Regions from separate parts of the Homo sapiens genome. Here regions 2 and 3 are each linked to region 1. The links are chromatin contacts, found by Hi-C or POLR2A ChIA-PET in ENCODE. All regions are on one chromosome and are shown on one strand. Each heading gives the region's core, a stretch centred on a gene start or an enhancer-like site at or near the end of the contact. The rest is flanking DNA. Distances are from core to core; before and after follow the strand shown.

The links. Hi-C counts contacts between places; a loop is a spot of excess contacts on that map. ChIA-PET counts read pairs that join two places held with the same protein, here RNA polymerase II (POLR2A). Pooled maps may share reads with other maps.
Region 2: a loop to region 1 is called in a pooled map, with 2.8 times the contacts of the local background. The contact joins the promoter of GGPS1 here to the promoter of GNG4 in region 1. A Hi-C loop is called at or near these places in 1 of 168 maps with a recorded cell type or tissue (naive thymus-derived CD4-positive, alpha-beta T cell), 1 of 37 single-sample maps with no recorded cell type and 8 of 50 pooled maps.
Region 3: a loop to region 1 is called in a map with no recorded cell type, with 1.9 times the contacts of the local background. The contact joins the enhancer-like site here to the promoter of GNG4 in region 1. A Hi-C loop is called at or near these places in 1 of 37 single-sample maps with no recorded cell type and 2 of 50 pooled maps. POLR2A ChIA-PET finds 5 or more read pairs at or near these places in 4 of 52 experiments (AG04450, H1, T-cell and 1 more).

Annotation. Positions count from the first base shown.
Region 1 is chr1:235,648,361-235,651,523 of GRCh38, reverse strand. GNG4 (G protein subunit gamma 4) reads left to right here and starts at 1,740. Exons shown (of 4, transcript NM_001098722.2): 1 at 1,740-1,862. RefSeq lists an enhancer at 1-775 and a silencer at 1,766-1,875.
Region 2 is chr1:235,327,008-235,330,170 of GRCh38, reverse strand. It overlaps GGPS1 (geranylgeranyl diphosphate synthase 1), which reads right to left and starts at 1,601. Exons shown (of 4, transcript NM_004837.4): 1 at 1,393-1,601. It overlaps ARID4B (AT-rich interaction domain 4B), which reads left to right and starts at 1,992. Exons shown (of 24, transcript NM_016374.6): 1 at 1,992-2,402. RefSeq lists enhancers at 802-951, 1,452-1,541, 1,782-1,841, 2,578-3,103, 3,122-3,163 and silencers at 2,322-2,371, 2,542-2,771, 2,782-2,871.
Region 3 is chr1:235,937,260-235,940,422 of GRCh38, reverse strand. The region is part of intron 2 of LINC02768 (long intergenic non-protein coding RNA 2768); the gene reads left to right. The region is part of intron 2 of LOC105373215 (a long non-coding RNA gene); the gene reads right to left. Among named protein-coding and RNA genes, the nearest start is that of LINC02768, 34 kb to the left of the region's middle. Within about 2 kb of position 1,567, at least 6 of the 41 ENCODE cell types and tissues checked have a DNase peak (open chromatin) inside an H3K27ac peak, as active enhancers do.

The DNA of each region.
Region 1 (3,163 bases), core at 491-2,990:
AAATGATGCGCTTGAAAGTGTAGACACTGATTTCCCTTGTGATTGATTAATTGAGATTGGGATTTGGGATAAAAGGAAACCTAGGATTCTGCCTTAGCCAACCAGTCGGGGGCGGGAGGTGGGCAGGAAATGCAGGAGAAATAAGATTTTGGGGTGAAAACAATGAGCTAGGGTTTGGATTTGCTTGAATTTTCAATGCAGTACTCATATATCTTTCTCACTTTTAAAAGTCTGTGAGGTGGACATGGACTGGCTTCGTCGGTTTGCCAAGGTTTAATTTTGTGCCTTAAATGGGCACTTGAGAGCTTTGTAAAAACCGATGTGTTTGCTGGCCCCGTGTTTACGGGCCTTTGTGATCTCCGCGTTCGCATCCAATCTGGCCCTTGGGCTCCGAGAAGGTACACGTGTGTGTAGGGCAAGGTCCAACCAGTGGGGCCAGGGATCTGAGCAACAAGCGCGCCCTGTGTCCTTTGTGGCAGGGACCGCTTGTGGACGGCGGATGAGGATGAGGCGCCCAGATCTTCCCGAAATATTTCCTAATCGTTCATCATGATGTTATGTTGTTGTTTTCACAAAGGGAATTAATATTGGCCTCCTTTTCTACAAATCTTGCCAACACTGCGTGAAATGTTTTCGTTGCTTCTCTATTCCCAAGGTTTCGTATTATTTTACCAAGTCGGAAAATGGACGGCGCTTAAACTGTTTTTTCCCTGAAAGGAAGAGGGCTGTAATCACTAAAGTGTTTTAAAATCTCCAGCGCAAAAGCCTGCGGTGCCACAGGGACGAGGCCTGGAGAGCAGTCGCTCCTAGAACCGGGGCGCGAAGGGCACCCCCGCCTCCAGCACGCGCCCTCCGCCCTCCCGGCCTCGCTCCCCCCGGAGTGGGGGCCTCGCCGGCCCCTGGTCCCCGTCACTCAGCAACGTCGGGTCAGCCTTCGCCGGGTTAGTGGCGACGCGGCCGCGCGAATTCGCACAGGTATTCCGCGTTTCTCCGCCGTTCCCCGCCTTGGCCGGAGGCTTCCGAGGCGTCCCTTGGTGCAGGGTGGGAAGCGGCCCGCGCCCCAACGGCCCAGGCGCTGGAGCTCACCCCGAGCGAGGGCGGTACCTGAGGCTTCGGGGAGCCCGCGCTGACCGCGGCCCCGTCCCCAGACCCCTCCAGCAACCCCGGCCCCGCCCCAGACCCCTCCGGTGATTTCCCCCCCGGCCCCGCCCCGCAGATCCCTCCAGTGATCTCCCCCCCGCCGCGCCCCCCAGACCCCCCCCCAGTGATTTACCCCCCGGCCCCGCCCCACAGACCCCTCCAGTGGTCCCCCGGCCACGCGGGCTCCGGGGGGGCGGGGCGGGGGCGCGGCCCTTTGCTGGGACAGGGGGCGTGGGCCCGAGTAGCGGGCGGGGGGCGCGGGCCCGGGCTGGGGCGGGGGCGGGGGCGGGGAGCGCGGGAGCCCCGGTGACGCAGCAGTGACGTCGGTGGCAGCGGGCGGGATTTCCCGGGCGAGACCCCGCGGCGGAGTGGGCGCGGCCAGCGTGGAACGGGGGCGAGGGTCGCAGAGTCGCCGGCTCTCCCTTCCCCAGTCTGGGCCCCCACGGCACAGGGGGCCGAGCAGAAGCCCCCAGCGTCCAGGGCCGGGGGAGGGTCCGCCTGCGCCCCCAGGCCCGCGTGGTCGGGCCCTGCAGGGCGGGAGGCGCGGCGCGGGGCGGGGCCGGTGACGGGACGCGGAGACCCCGCGGGCGGCGGGAGGGGCACGAGGCGCGCGTTTGCACCCGAGCCCGGCCCGCGCCCCGATGCGGAGCGATGCCGCTCGGCCTGGCCGCCCCCCGCGAGCACCGCGCTGCAGACGAAGCCCGCGCGTGATCCCGCTCCGGGTAAGTGGGCGCCCGGCCGGAGCCCCGGGTGTCCGCGGGGAGAGCCCAGCCCGGTGCAGCCAGACGCGGAAGGGAAACTCGGGGTGAAAGTCTCCGGACCTAGGGAGACGGCTCTGGCGCCGGTGTGGTCCTCACGCCGCCAGCTGCTGCTGCACGCGACACAAAGACCTGTGGTTCCCTCGGCCTCCTCTCCCGGGACCTCCCGCCGGGCCCCGGGGAAGCCCGCGCGCGGGTGTGGACAGCCCCCTCGGAGCGCGTCCAGGGGCTTCCGGGGCTGGGGGCGCCCGGTCCCTCCGGCATGAGGCAGGCGGGGGCTCGGGGGTCCCCTCTTCCATTTGTAGGTCACAGAGCGTTTGCTGTTTTCCCAGCGGGGACGTCCCCCGTGGAAAAGGACCTCAGTGGCAGGAGATGGCGTGGCTGGTTGGGCGTTTTCTTTGGGGAAATGTTTCTGGCGAGTGCCTGAGGAAGCCCTCCTGGCTCCCCAGCAGCCCAGACGCCGCCTCGGGAGCACTCGGGGTGACGCTGGAGCCACCGCAGCTGAGGGTGGTTTTCCTCACCTCCTTGATGGCGTCTGTCCCCGAGGCTGGTGCTGAACTGAAATGTGCTTCGTTCGCCGCGCGCGCCCGGCAGCAACCGGGGAGCTTTGTTTGGCTTGATTTTTTAAATTGCCTTGGAAATAACGCGAAACGGCGGGAGGGTGAAGTGGGGAGGAGGACAGAGCGTGGTGGGGAAAGACTCCTTAATTTAAGATTTGCTTCATTTCGAGTATTTGGGGCTAAGGTGTTAGGAAACCCGAAAATGTTAAAGTTTGATCAAGTAATAAAGTGGATGATGGACGCCGGGCCTCCCACCGTCTCCCCGGCCCCGCGGCTGCCGCGTCTCTCCTCTACCCGTCGCCTCCCAGGACTGTCAAATGCTGGCACCGGGCCCGTGCCTCTCAGCCGGAGCAAAAGGCCGCCTAGGCTGCGCCCGTGTGCTCCATTAAAACGTGCCAGTCCTGTCGTCTGCTCATGAGTGAGGTGTGCCGCTTCCCACAGTGGACAGGAAATTTGCAGCGGCGAATGCCTCACAGTAGCCATGGGGGACCTGGGCTCTGCGGCCGGCTTCTCGATTCCTCCCGCAACTCCTTTTCCTGATTTTTGTATGAGGCGGGGGAGGGGAACCAGCCGCCATCTGATCTGGCCCTGTTCCCTGCAAGAGGCGACTGGGGGGACAACTAAGTTGATAAATGGAAAGCCTTTTCCAGCCCGGAGAAACAGACAGAGGACCTATAAACTGGATTGTTTTTGAAATGTAGGGTT
Region 2 (3,163 bases), core at 352-2,851, 320 kb after region 1:
TACACACCGTGGCATATACTCTCACCCTCACCCGCCTTTGTTTTTCTTTTAAATCAAAGGATTTCCCAATTTATCACAGCTGGAAATTTCAGCTATCACATACTAAAGTTAAATGTAAAGAGGCATTAGTGTGTGTTACATGAACTCTACTAGTTTCCTTTTAGAGTGAAAAAACTACAGAATACCTCAGTGAGAGTCTGAAACTTCTCACTTTCAAAACTAAAAAGCTGCCAGAAATTTGTTCAAAGAGTGAATCCATAATCATTAATACAAACGCTCCATTCTTTTCACCATGTGAACTACTACGGCAATAGCCTCCTCGTCGGGTTCCCTGCATTTGCCTCTTTAACTCTTCTTTTTTTCGCTTCCTCTACTCTTCAGCCAGGGATGACATTCCAATCGGAGCCATCTCTCCCTTTTGATTGAGATTCCTTGGAAGATATCCCATTGCTATTAGGAGAAAACCAAAACTCCTTTACAAAGCCTAAAAGGTTCGACACTCCCCCTCATCCCATCTCTCCAGGCTCAGTTCTTCATATTGGAAAAGCTCCCTTCCGCCACAGGGCTTTCTGACAAGTTAGTCTTTTTGTCTGGAATGTCTTTTCCTTTTCTCTTTCCTTAGTTAACTCCTGCTAGCCCTTCAGCTCTCAGCTCGATCCTCACTTGCTCAGAAACCCTTCCTTTCCCTCCCTAAAGAAGCCAAATTCCCTCATTCTCCTATCACCGTGGAACTCTCCTCTGGGGCACTGCCACTGCGGTAATTTCACATCGTTTTGTTCAGCATCTGTCCGTCTCACCAGGCGCAGGTCTACGAAGGCAGAGGCCACCCCAGTGGTCGGCGCTCAACACCCATGAAGAAATGAAAGCGCCTTCTAACGCGTTAGACGATGAAACCAGGGCACACAACCTTGCGTCTAAGAAGTGAACATCCCATGCAAAAGACTTTTCAAAGGGAAGGGCCTGGTTTGAGAATGGCCAGAGACATACAAATGTGAAGCGCATACTGAATCCTTCCATTCATACTCCGGGAGAAAGACGATGGATCTGAAAGAAGCCGCCTGATATAAACAGGGAATTTCAATCACTTCGAGGCCGATTTTCCACAGCGGCTGGGCAGAGAACTGCAAACGTATACAGTGCTAGCACAGAGTCCGGAGGGGAAGAAACGGTGAGGTTTCTGCTTCCTCCTCGCTCAGATGCTCCCTTCCGCCCCACTTGGCCAACCCTTCCTCTCCCTCCTCGCTTAAAGCTAGGGGATGGAAAATTCATACACAATCCGGTTCAGCATCCGGGTCCTCACTCTCCTTTCTTTCTTTCCTCTGCCCCGCCTCCCAGCCTCCCCCGCCCTTCTTCCCATCCGGGTTCCCCCCAGCCGCCGCCACTGCCGCTCACAGTTCAACGATGATATCACGACTTTCACGCCGCCGGTCCGGGAGTAACTGTACCCCGCATCAACTTCCTATTTTATAATGTGGACTTAGGCTCTTCCCGATGCCTACATGAATCCTTCCCACTATTTCACCACAGAACTCTCCGCCCTCCTCAGCCGCCAGCGACACCGCATTAGTTGGTGCAAGAAAATGCGCCATCCCGGTCACACTGCGCAGGCGTCGTTGCCGCCTCCCTACTGCTTTGTTGCCCCGCCCCTTTCACCTCCCCCCCGCCCCCGCACCGGTCCACGCAGGCGCAGGGCATTGCGGGCCTTGCAGTTCTCGCGGACGAGGATTTGCGCGTTGGCCCCAGAGTATGGACTTTATTTCCCAGAAAGCCTTGAGGCGTAACTTTCTGTTTCCATAGAACTGGTGGGAAAATGGCGTCGTTGTTTGTATCCAGGGACCAATAGGAACAGTGTATAGGCGGGTTCTAAAGAACTTTAACCAATCCAAGGTCGTCTAAGAGGCCATCCGGGAAAGAGGTAGGGGAGGGGGGGAAAAAAAATCTAGGGGAGGGGAGAAAGGGGGGGAACCTAGAGTCGGTGGGGGGGAAGCGATGTTTGCCCGTCAGTCGAGTCCGGAGTGAGGAGCTCGGTCGCCGAAGCGGAGGGAGACTCTTGAGCTTCATCTTGCCGCCGCCACGGCCACCGCCTGGACCTTTGCCCGGAGGGAGCTGCAGAGGGTCCATCGCCGCCGTCCTCTGGAGGGCAGCGCGATTGGGGGCCCGGACCTCCAGTCCGGGGGGGATTTTTCGTCGTCCCCCTCCCCCCAACCAGGGAGCCCGAGCGGCCGCCAAACAAAGGTACCAGTCGCCGCCGCGGGAGGAGGAGGAGCCGGAGCCTCTGCCTCAGCAGCCGCTGGACCCGCCGCCCTTCTTCCCCATCTCTCCCCCGGGCCTGCTGGTTTTGGGGGGGAGAAGGAGAGAGGGGACTCTGGACGTGCCAGGGTCAGATCTCGCCTCCGAGGAAGGTAGGGATATTTTCTGGGGCTTTCGTGGTCTCCTAAGGGGGTTCTTTTGGGAGTCGCTGGGCCCGGCCAAGGAGCAGAGGAAGATCGCGGTGGTGGTCCCTGCGGCGCCCGAATTCGGGGCCTCGGCCTCCCGGGAACCCCCACCCCCCGCAGCCGCTGTGTCCGAGCCGCCCCCTGGCTGGGCGGCCGCACACTCAGCGGTTTAGCGGCCGCGGTCGGGGGCCCGGGCAGGGTGGGGGCCGTTCCGCCTCCGGGGCCCTCGGCCCTCACGTTGTCCCCGCGGCGGGGCCAGATGTTGATCTCGCTCCCACTTGTCGGGTCTGAGCCCGGAACGGGACGTGGGCAGGGGCTCTGTGGCGGGCCGGTCCTGCCCGCGGCCCACAGGCCCTCCTGGCCCCTCGGTGGCCCCCGGCCGGCCTCTCGCTCGGACGCGGCGCGTGGGGGCGCGGATTCGCTCGGCCGGGCGCCGAGGCCCTAGGGGAGAGCGGCCGGCCCTGCGCCGGACGCCGGGCTTGTTGTGAGTTTCTTCTCTGACAGAAATGGCGTCATTGTCGTAGACGGGAAACTCCGTCGGGTCTCGACAATGGGGACGGGAAGCTGCCGAGCTGTGTAGGTGGTTGGGTTTGCGGGGATGGCGGGGCCGGAGGGAGCCCCGAGTCGGCGTGTGATGGTTCGGGGGCTGGCGCCTGGTTGCGGCTCTTTCTTCGGGGTTCGGACGTCGCTCGCTTCTTTCCCTCCGCCTCCGCCAGTGCAGAGGGGCT
Region 3 (3,163 bases), core at 318-2,817, 290 kb before region 1:
GGGTTGATCTCTTCGCTCTGCCAGCACCAAGTTCTGGGTGCTCATCCACTCCCTGACCCACAGCTCTTTGCTGTCTAATGTACCCAGCACCTTGCAGCCACACTAACCTTCCCCAGGCAGTGTCATCTCATCCCTGTTCTCCCCAACCACCTTGTAGAGCATAATTGCATAAAGGTTAAATTCCCCCTTCATTTTTAAAAAATTAAATTATTTATACATTTTTAAAGCTATCTTTTGTTTTAGAGATAGAGGCTCACCCTGTCACCCAGTCTTGAGAGCAGTGGCACGATCACAGCTCACTGCAGCCTCAACCTCCTGGACTCAAGAGATCCTCCACTTCAGCCTCCCAAATAGCTGGGACCACAGGTGTCCACCACCATGCCCGGCTAATTTTTTAAATTTTTTGTAGAGATAGGGTCTTGCTATGTTGCCCAGGTTGGTCTCGAACTCCCAGACTCACATGATCCTCCAGCCTCAGCCCCTCAAAATGCTGGGATTACAGGGGTGAGCAACCACACCTGGCCAAAATCCTCTTTTAATGGCTACATTCCAAGTCCCCTATTCAGCCTTCACGCTCAGTATTTCCTAGTGTGAAATACCTCCACCCAAGACACCCTGTTATGTCCTCACAGAACCTGCCATTTCTGCACTGACACTCTGTCCTCACAGTGTCTCCAAGGGCTGCCCTCCTCTACCTGTGTGAATGAAATACATCCTCCAAGGCTCACCTCCCCTGTGAAACCTCCCCCACCAGGGTTCCTCATAGAAAGCTCTCCCTCTGCTGATTCCTATGGCATTTTTTCCTGACACTCTACCACTCTTGTTTTGCACTGTTACTTACATGTTTTGAACATGTGTCATGGCTCACAGAATAACGTAAGCTCTTTGTGGGAGAGAAGCCATGAGTATCTCTCAGAAGCCAGTATAAAGCTCCCTATATAGTAGGAGTCAGTAGATATTGATTGACTGTCAGTCTGTCTATCGAGAGGCTTATCAACAGTACCTGTCACTCTGCTGTCATCAGTGTGACTGGTGTGCAGTACTGAGAACGGGCCCTGGTCCGAAGCCTCTGCCATTTATCATAAACTCATGACCTCAGGCCAGTCACTTAACCTCTCTGGATCTTCATTTCCTTATCAGTAAGACGGCAAAGTTAGAGGAATCAATGGTGGTTAATTCCTTTCCACTTTTTTTTGATCATAGGACTTCCTTTCAAATGTGGACCTGCTTGTGTGCAGTACATGACGGAAAAGCTGCTAGGAACCCAGCCTTCTCCTCCCCCCTCCTTCTCCTCCTCCTCCTCCTCCTTCCCTTCAATCCACTGTAGACTTAGAAAAAAACCTGAAAACTCCCACACTGGGTGGTTCCTTCTAAGACTCAACACCTGCATGGTTACAGGATAACAAAGATGACCAGTCTCATGGCTCTAGGTCTGGGCACTGCTATGTCTACATAGGACTATGGCAGGATCTAGGCTAAGGGCTTGGTCAAACCCACGCTCACTAATTATAGAGAAGTAGTTACTGCAAAATTTCCCGAGGAAACCAAAGCTAGGGTTTGGTTTCCACTTAGATTGAGCAACTTCCTTCCAGGGCACTCAACCTTCTCAGCAAAACATTCTCTTTTAATACAGGCAGTCCAATAATGCACAAGGGTTGTGATTGTGCATTTGACATAAACATATAAATGCACCTTCAGGAGGAAGCTGGGCCCCTGGTTATTCACTCTGGTGGTGGTGTTTACGTGAGGCACTGTCCACTTTAATCATCTTAAAAATTTAGAACAGGTTGAGGTCACGACTCACGGCCAGTATGGCAGCAAGGGACAGCTAAGCGTATACTGTGAGATTTGAAGTAAATAGGTGGCTCTCACCTGTAATCCAGCACTTTGGAAAGTCCAAGCGGGAGGACTTCTTGAGGCCACGAGTTTGAGAGCAGCCTGGGCAACACAGGGAGATCTTGTCTCTACCAAAAATATTTAAAAACTAGCCAGACATACTGGGGTGCTTCTGTAGTCCCAGCTACTCAAGTAACTGAGGTGGGAGGATGGCTTGAGCCCAGGAGGTTGAAGGTGCAGTGAACTGTGATTACGCCACGGCACTCCAGCCTGGGTGACAGAATGAGACCCTGTCTCTAAGAAAAATTAAAAATAAAGGCTGGGCGCGGTGGATCATGCCTGTAATCCCAGCACTTTGGGAGGCCGAGGTGGGTGGATCACAAGGTCAGGAGATTGACACCATCCTGGCTAACACGGTGAAACCCCGTCTCTACTAAAAACACAAAAAATTAGCTGGGCATGGTGGCGGGCGCCTGCAGGCCCAGCTACTCGGGAGGCTGAGGCAGGAGAATGGCGTGAACCTGGGAGGCAGAGCTTGCAGTGAGCCGAGGTCGCGCCACTGCACTCTACCCTGGTCAAAAGAGTGAGACTCCATCTCAAAATAAAATAAATAAAATAAAATAAAATAAAATAGAAATTAATAGTATTACCTCAAGTGACAGAGGATGTTTCACATTTCACTTGTAGCCACCTAAAAATAATTTAAAATCACACTAAAGGGATCTAAGACTTTCATTGCCTGAATCCTCCTTTTCAAAATTGTGTCTCCTCTAAAGGATATCTTAGGCTCCTCTCCTTCCTCCAGCCAACGTCAACCTGCGCCCAGCAGGCTGGGCAGGAAGCTCAGTGTCTTCATCCCAGCCAATCTCTGAAGAGAAACTGGAAACGTTTCCGGTTAACTAAGCCAGTTGCTCCAAAAAGGCCCCCATTCCTGGGTCACTTTCTTCTGACCTGTTCCTAAGTGAAGTTGGCACTGGTTTGGGGTAGATGGGCTGCAAGAACTGTTTTCAGATTTCCCAGACCTCGCTCTCTCCTTTTTGTAAACACCTTGACCTAAATTTCCCATCCACTGCTTGCTGGTCAGCACTGCATTTACAATTTCCAACTTCAGCTGTTCCTAAAGGAACAACTGGGGTCCAAGATAGCGCATCGGACCTATCTGCCTTAAACAGTAGGGTTCCTGTTCTCTCCTCTGGGGTGGTTGTCACAGGAACTCATGGCAACCAGATCTTCCCCAACAGAGCAGCTTCTCAGAGTGGTGGGTGGTTATCGGGGCCAGGCAGAGGCTATGCTGTTGTATATAGTGATGCCTCTGGGGGATTCACAA